2 separate regions of the Homo sapiens genome follow, and region 2 is linked to region 1. A link is an interaction called in ENCODE POLR2A ChIA-PET data of the cell type or tissue named here. Cell type or tissue: PC-3. All regions are shown on one strand. Links, peaks and the distances in the headings refer to the core of each region. The heading gives the core; the rest is flanking DNA.

Region 1 (5,920 bases), core at 355-5,354:
GGCCCCGGGCCTGTCTTTGCTCCAAAATGTTGCAGTTCTCCTGCCTGGAGAGACTGCATGGCCAGGCAAGGTCTGTCCCCCAAGGTGACCTTGAGCCGGGTTCCTCTTCAGCAGGGATGTGCTTGGGCAGGAGGTCCAAACCCGGGGGTTCTCTCGCAAAGCCGGGTGGTGGGAGTCAAGACTTAGCCTGGAGTTTGTGTCTTCCTCAGCTTGTTCCCAGTCGGACTTGGAGGCAAGGAGCCAATCCGGGTCCACCCAGGACAGAAACTGTGTGGGTGGCCAGTGCTGGCTGAGGGGAAGCCTTGGATGGTCTCTGCAGCTCCCACACACCTTTCTCCACTGCATTTGGTGGTGTCAGAGGCAGAGTTGGGCCTAGATGGGGCTAGTTTGTTTCTGCCTGCCCTTCTGAAAAGGAAATTGTGCAAATCATTGTCACTGGGAGTTTGGGAGGCCACACCTTCGACATACTTTCAAGACTGTTGGTGGTCTGTGGGTGCCAGTCTCTTACCTGGCTGGGGAAGCCCCCATCCAAGGGCCCCTTGGTGGAGGCAGGCAGTGTGGATGGAGGGCTGGGTACTCCTGTGGCTCTGTGGTCTGGCCTCCGAAATGGAAACAAAGCCACTGCCATTGTGGGGAACGTCCCTCTTCCACCCGTCCTGGGGACCTGCAGGTTTTCCTGGGCCTCACATCCAGGTGGAGATTCCTGTAGTGAGACATGTGGTGGAGGAAGCCTGAGGCCAGGCGCTGGGAGACAAGGGAGAGCCCAGCCAGCCACCCTTCTGCCCCCGACACAGCAGCAGCTGTCGTGCCGGGCCCCTGTGAACTTCACTAGGGATGCCACCAGGTTCAGGAGGCTGAAGAAGAGACTCGGAGTTGACCAGGCCCAGTGGGTCAAACCTGTAATCCGAGCACTTAGGGAAGCCAAGGTGGGGCGGTCACTTGAGCTCAGGAGTTCGAGACCAGCCTGGGCAACATAGGGAAACCCCATCTCTACCAAAAATACAGAAATGATCCAGGCATGGTGGCATGTGCCTGTAGTCCCAGCTATTTGGGAGGCTGAGGCAGGATCGCTTCAGCCTAGGAGTTCAAGACTGCAGTGAGCTATGGTTGTACCACTGTACTTCAGCCTGGGCAATAGAGTGAGACCCAGTCTCAAAGTAAAATGAAGAGCCCTGGAGCCGGCCATTGAAACATGGGGTTTATTTGGGGGAACTTACTTACAGGGTGGTCCAGCAGCAGTGAGCCAAATAGGAAAACCACTCCTGCTTATAAAAAGCGTGCAGCTCATAGAGCATTTTCACTAAGCACCCTCCCCTCTGCAGCCTCCGTGTGGCAACCCGCGTTTCTTAGTTCGGTTGTTGCTGTTGGGTGCATCTGCCATGCAGCAGCCCCACGGTGCAGTCCCTGTTGGTTTCGTGGGCACCTGCTCTGTGTTCGCCCTGTGCCAGGCATGATGCACCTGTCCTCCTTCCACCAACCTGCTGAGTCCTCCCAACAGGGTCTGTCTATAGCATCCTCAGGCACGGAGGGAGGTGGCCCCTGGAATGCCCGGTCTGTCTATAGTATCCTCAGGCACGGAGGGAGGTGGCCCCTGGAATGCCCTGTCTGTCCTCCTGGGCCCCAGGACAGGACACACCTTCTCCAGCATCACTCAGACTAGATGCTTCAGGCCCTCCAGATGCCTGCTGGCTTGGAAGCCTTCCTCCCCTCTTCCCCAGGGCTCCCTTACTGCAGAGCAACCTGCAACCCACATGTATCAGGGATTTTGACAAGTCCTTATCTCCGGCCACCCCATATTATGACTTGAGCACAGTGGGAGAGTGGACCAGGGCAGGGTTTTCTCTTGTAGTTTCGGGACAGGCCCACTGAATAGGAAAACTGGAGTCCCCTGGGGAGAAGCCACATTTGGGAAGCACAGAACAAACCCAGCCCTTCTTTAATCTGTGGAGGGGGAGACCCTGTGGCTTCCCCATAGCACAGTGCTGCCCTTGATAAGCTGGGACTTCCTCACAGCTCCTGCCATTCCTGCCCTGTCCCGGGTGCTGTGCTGGGGCTGTCCTCCTGGTTGGGGGAGGGTTCAAGCCTCCAGCCTGGCTCCCCATCCTGTCCCCCACCCCCAGCTCCTCCCGCCAAGCTTGCCTGTTAGTGTCATGCCTGCTGGCTGAGGTCACCCCTCAGGAAAGGAGCTGGCGGCAAGCACGCTGTCCCAGAGGAAGGAGACCCTCTGGACACCCTGTTTAGCACATGGCTTAATCACATCCTGTCCCCACCCCCTGGAACACCAGAGCCTTAATAGGGAAAACAGTTCACTTGGGCCAACCCCAGGCAGGCCCCTCATTCTGAGTGGGAGGCCTGAGCCCCTCTTCCTCCTCACTCGGGCTTGATGGCTCCTTCTCAGCCACCTTGGCCAGTGGTGACCAGGAGGGGTGGGCGTGGCCTGCCCACGCCCTTGCGTGCTGTTTCTCCAGATTTATACTCTTGCTAATGAAAGCCTTGACAAGACAGTATTCATTCGTTCACTCGTTTACTGATGTGTGCAAATTGTTATGTTTTGTTTGTTTGTTTTTTTGGTAGAGACAGGGTCTCACTGTGTTTTCTAGGCTGGTCTTTAAACTCCTGGCCTCAAAGCCTCCCACCTTGGCCGCCCAAAGTGCTGGTATTACAGGCATGAGCCACTTCGCCTGGCCTTTGTGCAGATGTTTTTTGAGCACTTCTAGAATCCAGCTATGGAGCAAGGCGCCGGGGACATGGGGATGAAGAAGGCCAAGTAACGAGGCAGTTAGCACAGTGCGTAGGCGCTCTGCTGGAGCACCAGGTCCCTGGGAACACAGAGGAACAGGCCCCTGAAGAACGAGGAGGAGGAAGCCAGGTGGAGGGGAAAGGGACAGTCCAGGAGGTTCTGGTGGGGAGGAGCAGTGAGATGGGCTGCCCAGGAATGTGGGCATCCTGGAGAGCAGAGGTGGGGCTATGGGGGGGGGTGTGGATGGCAGGGGGGTCCTGTCCTACACCTCAGTTTCAATTGTCTCTTCATTTGTTTAACAGCCGATCCCTTGCCAGCCCATAGGCTCTGATGACTAAGACCTAGCTCTTTTGTTCAAGCAAGTGTTTACCGAATTCCTAGTGATTGAGTGGGTGAAGGAATGAGCTGACTTGCAGCGTGAGGTTCCTCTTGCGGTAGTGTGTGGGGTGGGGTGAGTGAGAGGTGGGAGGTGGAAGAGAGCTGTTAAGAGACCACGATTAGCCATCAGGTGAGGCCACGGGGCCTGGCGTGGCCAAGGCAGGTAGGGATGGAGAGACATGGACGGATCTGGGAGACGCTGGAGGGGGAATTCAAAGGGACGGGAGTTGATGGTGGGGGTGGTCTGAGTGACTTGAGCTTTTTTTTGTGGATTGTTGAGACTGGAGGAAGCACAGGTTTTCAGAGGCCAAGGTGTGTCTCATGTCAGGTGTCTGGGGCTCTGGGATGTCCAAGGGACCATCTTGAATCCACCTGAAGCCCAAGGAGTCACCCTTTCCAGGCTCATGGGTGAAGATGGGTCCTTGACTTGCTCACTGTGGAGAGCAGAGAGGGAGAAGGACAGGAGTCTGCAGAAGAGGAGGGCGAGGCCAGAGCGTGGGGCACATGGGGCCTGGGGAGTTGGCTGGATTAGGAACTGGTGACTTTGGCCAGAGAGTTAAGGGTGGACAGGGTCATGGAGGCAGAGTGAGGAGAGAGACAGCGGCTTTCCTGCAGTTGGTCAGGAAGGCCAGAGAGCCAAGGACAACGCTGGGGCCCTGGAAGCCTCCTGAGAGAGTTGTCCTTTTCAAAGATCAGGTCGAGTTGAGGCCTTTCAGTGCCGATGGGGACCCACTGAAGTCTCTGGGGAGGTAGGAGAGGGTGCAATTGGGGGATTGGGAACCAACTTCAAGCCTCCAGGGCACGGGCCGGCGACAATCCGACAATCCAGCAGAGAAGGATCGGTCCAGAGGATGGGTGTGGCTGTGGTGGGAGCCGAGCAACTGAGAGTACCTCCCCTTTTCTCTCTGGGGCCTGGAGAGGGCTCCCTGGCTCAGAGCAGGGCATGTTCTGGGGAGGAGGCCTTTCAGGGAGGGGGCTCCAGAGCCAGGCTCCATATGGACCCGAGCTCTGCCACTCGCTGTCCAGAGCTTTCCCACTGTCCCTGACCACTGCATGTGTCAGCAGAGGAGATCACGGGGTGGGAGTGGGGTCTTTCTGGGAAGGCTCTGGCCCCTGGGTGCTCCAGAGCCCACTTCCTGTCTACCCTCTGACCTTCAGCCCCTGCTGACCTCAAAGCCAACCCCAAATGCATTCCTGATCCTTGGTCACAGTGGTGGCAGTGTAGGATACACAGGTTAGGAGCCTTTTTGAAAGCACCCCCTGTGCCTGGGCTGGGCATGGTGGCTCACGCCTGTAATCCCAACACTTTGGGAGGCCGAGGCGGGCAGATCACCTGAGGTCAGGAGTTCAAGACCAGCCTGGCCGACATAATGAAACCCCGTCTCTGCAAACAATACAAAAATTAGCCGGGCATGGTGGTATGCGGCTGTAATCCCAGCTACTCGGGAGGCTAAGGCAGGAGAATCACTTGAACCTGGGAGGTGGAGATTACAGTGAGCCAAGATTGCGCCACTGCACTCTCTGGGTGACAGAGTGAGACTCCGTCCCCCGCCCCCGCCCCCCAAAAAAAAAGAAAAAGCACTCTGCCGGGCCTTGGCCATGCTTATCTCCCTGCTGGGAAAGCCACGTTGCTCCCCAGGAACTCCTGGGCCCTTCTCTAAACGCGGCTGGAGAGAGCAGGTGCCCGTGAGGTTGAGGTCCGAGTCTGCAAAACGGTCCTCAGCCACAGAGTGTCCAAGCTCAGTTTCTAGTCCAACCTGTGCCTTTTACAAATGGGGAAACTGAGGCCCAGAGAGGGAGGGACTTCCAGAGTTACCCTGTAACTGAGTGCCATATTTGGCAGAAGGGAAATACAGCATGGGCTCTGAGTGGGAGGAAATAAGACGTACATCCTCTCCTGACCCTTTCGGAGAGGCTGCAACCTCAGACGAGTGGCGTGTCATCTCTCTGGGCCTCAGTCTCCTTGGCAGGAAAATGGGGGCGGTGATAGAGCAAGCTCAGAAGGGCTGCTGTGCCATCTCCCCATCATCCTCACTTGGGATCAAGGCCCAGGGCTCCTGGCTCCTGCCCTCCTGCCCATCCCATCTGAAGGAGGCAGCCTCGGGACGGGCAGGCTCAACTCATGGCCTTACTTACACGCAGTAAGAACTCATGGCCCCAGCTGATTCCTCGCAGCAGGGCAGGGAAGAAGCTGGCATACGTGAGGCTCTTCCTGTGTGCCAGGAGACAGCACGAACCCACTGCAGCCCCCTGTTTGCTCCTTGCTCCGCTAACAGTGTGGACGGTTCACCAGAGCATGGGCTGTTGAACCGGGTTCAAATCCTGGCTCCATCACTTACCAGCTGAACCTCTGGACAAGTCAGCGTCTTTGGGCCTCAGTTACCCCATCTGTAAAATTGGAAGAGTATTGACAGAATATTTATAGGTAGTTTGCTGGTTAAATAAATTAATAGTATCAGTGCTCACAGTGAGCCTGCCACACATTAAGCTGCATACGGGTGTCGTCTGTTAACAGTAATTGCTCCATATCCTCAGGGAATGTGGTCCAAGGTCCCCCGTGGATGCCTGGCACTGCAGGTAGTGCAGAACCCTATATGTTCTGTTCGTTGCTATTCACAGGTACCTATGATAAAGTTTAATTTATAAATTAAGCATAGTACACTTAGGCTTTGAGGCTATTATTATTTTTTTGAGATGGAGTCTCACTCTGTCACCCAGGCTGGAGTGCAGTGGCGCGATGTCGGCTCTGCAAGCTCCGCCTCCCGGGTTCACGCCATTCTCCTGCCTCAGCCTCCCGAGTAG
Region 2 (5,460 bases), core at 1-5,000, 550 kb after region 1:
TGGGGTGGGGTGGGGGTGGGTGTGTTCACCGTCTTGATGGTAGTGATGGTTTTAGGGGTGTGCTGCACCTGTGCCAAAGCTCATCAAGCTGTGCGATTTAAATATGTGCAGGTATCCAGTGTCCATTATGCCTCAATACATTGAAAAAGCAAATTCCTGCTCTACCATGTTGATGTTGGGTGGGTCACCTCATTTCTCACTCATGACAATGGAAGAAGGATGGTACCAGCCTCCTGGGTTGGTTCTGAGAATTCAGTTACACAGTGTTGGTAAATTGTTCGGCTCCATCCTGGGCAAATCATGGGTGCCTGATCCAGGGCAGATAACAGGACTGTAGGACTGCAGGACTGCAAGACAAAGCTGCTTCAGCTCGACCTCCACCACTCCTTCATGGCCTCCCATCAGAAGGGGAGCCCCTGCTCCGTGCCAGGCCTGGCCACTCCCTGGGTTAATAAGGGGGGAACAAGCCCTAACTCCATCCTCGTGGGCTGGCTGGGGTGACAGAGACAAACAGTGACAATTACAACCTAGGGAAGAGCGTTCCAGGCACGTGCAAAGGGCCTGTGCTGGTGGGACTACGGCACATTCCCGAATCCACAGGAAGGGCCTTTGTGGCTGAAGTGGGGGCAGCATGCAGGGCACAGACTGGCCCTGCAGCTTCTTGTGGGACCTGCTCAGGGGTGAGCACGGGGCCTTGTGAGGGTGCCAAGCCCCTGAATGCGGCTTGGAGGAGGCTGTGGCGTTGGCTCTGTGTTGGTGGAAATTCCAGCTTCCCTCTTCACTGCCATTTACTTCCTGTAAGCCTCAGATTCCCTGTCTGGTGAATGGGGGTAAGGACCCCCAATGAGATCTGACACAGAGCTCGGTGTTTGGAGGTCTGGGTTATGTCCACCTCCCTTGCGTCTGTCACACTGTGTTATAGTTTTCAGCCTTTGGGTAACTTTCCCAGCCCAACTGTGGGTTCCCGGGGGCAGCGCCTGCAGCCTCTCCTCTCTGAGCCCCTGCACTTGGCACAGAGGCACAGCCCAGGGACCCAGTGACTATCTCAGGAGGTGAATGGAGTCCCCTGTGTAGCAGGAACAAAGCCCCTGCCTCCACAGGGTTCACTGTCTGGTTGGAAGACAAAGAGATGACTTCTTCCATGGTGGGCAGGTGCGGATCCCAGGAGCTCTCCAGAGGTGTTGAGACCTTCATAACCTCCACCCTCAGCTCCTGGCTGGGGCCTTCTCTCAAGTTTAGAGCCAGCGTGGGCTATTTTCTTGGTTTTCTGAGCTGTAATTATGAACAGCTTTGACCAGCCGGTTTTCATCCTTTGCTCATTAGAGAATGAAGCCTCAGTCGGGCATTGTAGCTCACGCCTGTAATCTCAGCACTTTGGGAGGCCGAGGTGGGAAGATCACCTGAGGCCAGGAGTTCGAAACCAGCCTGGCCAACATGGTGAAACCCTGTTTCTACTTAAAAAAAAAAAAAAAATTAGCCAGGCATGGTGGCACATCCCTGTAATCCCAGCTACTTGGGAGGCTGAGGCAGGAGAATTGCTTGAACCCTGGAAGCAGAGGTTGCAGTGAGCAGAGATCGCACCACCACACTCCAACTGGGCAACAGAGCAAGACTCCATCTCAAAAAAAAAAAAAAGAAAAAGAGAGAATGAAGCCTTGAAGAGGAGGGGATTTTCTGAAGCCCCAGAACCAGCTGCCCTTATTGCCTTACAGACAATCCCATCCCCCACCGGAGCCAGCAAGGTGGGATGGGGTTGAACTAAGATTCCCACAGGGACCAGGCCAGGAGGGGCTTGGCCAGCTCCCACTCCATGCCAGAGAGGGGCATGACTGGGCCAGGTGACATGGCAGGACCAGCCCAGAGCCCACCTTGGGGTCCCATCCCAGCTCATCTCACAGGGCTGGGCCAGGCTGCAGATGCTCTAGATTCGTTTCCTGCAGCTGAGGCTCACACCAGCGCCTCCCAGATTTGTGCCAGGGGAGGAGGATAAAGCGCTAGGTTGAGACCCAGTAGCGTTTGCCAAGAAGGAGGGTTCTGGCCTCGGAGTGGCTGGGGTCTCCATGGCCCCCTTCCAAGCTCCCTTCACCAGCAGAGTGGCCATGCACCCTCCCCTCCCGTCAAAGCCACAGCCCTGACACCACTGAGCCTCTTGGACTCTCTCCAATGACATGGCTGAACCGGCCCACCCACGTGGCCAGCCCCACGCCTGTGATTTCAGAGAGAAGCTTAACAGAGATCTCACCAAATTCCACCCCCTCAGAGGCTGACCCAAATGCCCATGCTCTGTGACCACGGCCATCTCGCTGCCCCTCTCTGAACCTCCTCTTCTGAAAACTGCCTGCCATCACACTAACCTGCCAGGCACTTTTGAGCAGCTGATTTCACAAATCTTAATTATTATTCAGATGTCCGCTTTACAGAATAACAACTGAGGCCGGAGAGTCTAGGTGGAGCGCCCAAAGCCGGCCAGGTGGTGGGCAGTGACGTGGGCAGCCAGAGGCCTGGGCTAGTGCCTGGATTCCCATCCCAGCCGCACTGTGACTCAGCGGCCTGGGGCGAGTCACCCACCCGCAGAGCCTCGGTTTTCTCCTCTGTAAAGTGGGGGTGATAAGGGCACAGAATGAGCCTGAGCAGGTGCAGCTCTCAGCACAGGGCGTGGGGTTCTGTGGGCAGTGCCCTCCAGGCACCTCCTCCCTTGGTGGTGATGGATCAAGATCGTTCATGGAACTGTGTTGGGAACATATAGATGAGGAATTCCATTTGCTATGACAATTATTATTCAATGGCTTCCCGAGTCAGGAATGTAGGTCCTGCCCACGCAGGAGCTGTGTCTCTGGTGTGAGCTCCAGGGCCCCTCCTTCTCTGCCCTCCACATGTAGCCGGGAGGTCTGAGCAGGTCTTGTTTTTCAGCAATCCCCCCGCCCTTCCCTGGAGGGAAGGCGATATCCACAATTCCTTCCTGAGCACCTACTGTGTGCCAGGCATGGAGAGGCACCAGAGGCGAAGACGGGCCCAGTGTGGTCAGGGGTATAATGGGGGCACCAGGGTCTATGGGAGGCTGGAGGCAGCCCCTGACCTTGCCTATTGTTAGGGGGAGGGAGCACAAAAGGCTTCTAGAAGAGCAGGTCTAACCTGAGACCCAAAGCTTGAATAGGAGTCAACCAGGCTGAGGGTGTGGGATGCTCTGGCAAGGGGCACGCAGTGTGCGCAAAGGCCTGGGGCGAGAGGAACAGGACTCATTAGAACACGGCTTGCAGGCATGTTCGTTTCAATATCCCACGGGGTGGGAGGGGTCATGGGGAGCCATGGAAAGTTTTAGGCAGGAAGTAACATATTCAGAAGCACCTTCCAGAAAGACTGCTCTGGCTATCCTTTGGAAGAAGGATTGCAGGGCAGAGCAGAAGCAGGGAGGCCACCAAGGTGGCTGCTGCAGACATCTGGATGATAATGGGGGTCTGGACCAGGGCGGCAAAAGTCGGGGAAGGGAAGTGATTAAAAAGATGTAGGCCAGACGCAGTGGCTCACGCCTATAATCCCAGCATTTTGGGAGGCTGAGGCAGGAGGATTGCTTGAGCCCAGGAGTTCAAGACCAGCCTGGGCAACATAGCAAAACCCTGTCTCTACAAAAAATACAAAAATTAGCCAGGTATGGTGATGTGGTCCTGTAGTCCCAGCTACCTGGGAGGCTGAGATGGGAGGAACGCTTGAGCCCAGGGGGTTGAGGCTGTAGGGACCTGTGATGGTGCCACTGCACTCACTCCAGCCTGGGTGACAGAGTGAAACCCTGTCTCAAAAAAAAAAAAAATAAAAATAAAAAGAAGGTATAGAGGGTAGATCTGACAGGACAAGAAAGTGAGGGTCAAAGAGGGTGGGCCATGGGCTGGATGGGGGGCCATCTCTGAGGCAGCCCATAGAAGAGAAGTGGGTAGGGGGACTCTCCATGGCCCTGAGTCCCCACAGCTCTGCTGGGTTCCTCAGTACAGTCCTGCCCCTAGAACTGCCCTTCTTAGGCTGCAGCGGGGAGCTGCACTGGATGGAAACCCACAGGTCTGTGGCAGGTGGAGGCCTCATGGGTAGACAGCTGGCAGTCCTGGGGCCAAGTCCCAGGACATGGGGTCCCTGCCTGCAGCCAGCAGAGGACAGAAGCCTCGGCCTGGACTTCCCACTTCCCGGATGAGGCATCCCAAGCTCCGCAGAGGAGGAGGGCCTTGCCCTGGGTGGTGGGGGTTTCTCTCAGCCCCCCATTCTTGTTCCTTAGGTTTCCTCGTCTCTGAGACGGGTAGATGCAGATGGACAGACTCAGCCACCCGCCCCAGAGGGCCTGGCAGCTGAGCAAACACTGCACGGGGCCTTGATCGGACACAGGAGAATGAGGGGGTGGGGGGTGGCAGCGGTCAGAGCCCACAGGCCCCAGGAGAGTTTGTAGAAGAGAAGTGGAACAGCAGTCCTGGGGGTGCCCAGCCTATGGCTGGTTCCTCACCCCAACCCCCTGCCCTCCTCACCTCACCCGCTCCTTGGTTCCAAGTGCTGAAAAGTTAAGCTCCCAAAATGTGGGGTCCTCCATGACTCCCTCCCCCCATACTCAGTCATAATCAAGTCCTGCTCCCTCTGCCACCAAATCTGTCCCCCCTCTCCCCCCAGCCACCCCCAAGTACAGCTGGACCATCTCTCCCAGGACACCAGCCTCCCTGGGCGTCCTGCCTCCTTCTTCCCTCCCACCTCCTCAGTGCAGCCCCAGGGAAGCCTAGGGACCCTTTAAAGATGCACTGGGCTTGCGTCAGGCCCCGCGTGTCCAGGCACCGGCCCCACCCAAGGCTCCACCGAGGTCATCTCCCAGCACTGACCTGCTCCTCCTCGCAGCCCCTGGTCTCCTTCTATTTCCCACAGTTCCGCCCCTTCCTCTCCTCCAGCCTTGCACTTGCCACTCCTGCCACTTAGGTGTCCCCAGCTCTTCCCAGGGCTGCCCCTACCTTCAGATCTCAGCTTGGACGTCACCTCTCCCAGGAAGGATCTGGCCCAGGCCGCATGCTCTGCCTTCCCTCCATCATTGCAGTCTTCAAAACGCTTCTGAAACCTGAACTACTTGGGGCTGCCCTACAGGAAGCTCCCTGAGGGCAGGTGCTGGCCTCTCTTGCTCGCCTGTGTGCATTGTTGTCAGGTGCCTGAGTGAAGGAGCACATAAATTGGCAGCCGCTGCCTTAGGGTCGGAGAAGGCTCTGACTTTGCAGCCAGTGGGTGGTCACAGAATGCAACACCAGTGGCACATGTGCAGGTGTGGGTGTGTGTATGTGTGAACATATGTGTGCATGTGTGTGTGCAGTGTGCATCATGTGTGCAGGTGGGGAGTGCATATGTGTGCAAGTGTGCATGTGTGTCTCGTGTAGGTGTGTGCACAGTGTACAACTGTGTGCAAGTGTGTACAGTGTTTCTGCATGTGTGCAGAGTGTACCTGTGTGTGTG

Evidence for each region. ChIA-PET counts read pairs that join two places held together with the same protein. Peaks named below come from ENCODE experiments on the same cell type or tissue, not always from the same donor. Only the 100,000 strongest peaks of a DNase experiment are listed, where the experiment ranks them.
Region 2: POLR2A ChIA-PET joins it to region 1 with 5 read pairs; 2 of 35 experiments call an interaction of 5 or more read pairs at or near these places.

The regions. Positions count from the first base shown.
Region 1 is chr9:128,909,536-128,915,455 of GRCh38, forward strand. All of the region lies in intron 3 of LRRC8A (leucine rich repeat containing 8 VRAC subunit A), which reads left to right. It overlaps LOC101929291 (a long non-coding RNA gene), which reads right to left. Exons shown (of 4, transcript XR_007061808.1): 2 at 5,458-5,506; 3 at 509-703; 4 at 1-405. Among named protein-coding and RNA genes, the nearest start is that of PHYHD1, 8.5 kb to the right of the region's middle. RefSeq lists an enhancer at 207-990. In PC-3, for the core only: no CTCF peak of the experiment used is centred there; DNase peaks (open chromatin) are centred at 2,226 and 3,096; H3K27ac peaks cover 3,017 bases.
Region 2 is chr9:129,463,121-129,468,580 of GRCh38, forward strand. No RefSeq gene overlaps it. Among named protein-coding and RNA genes, the nearest start is that of LINC00963, 23 kb to the right of the region's middle. In PC-3, for the core only: no CTCF peak of the experiment used is centred there; no DNase peak of the experiment used is centred there.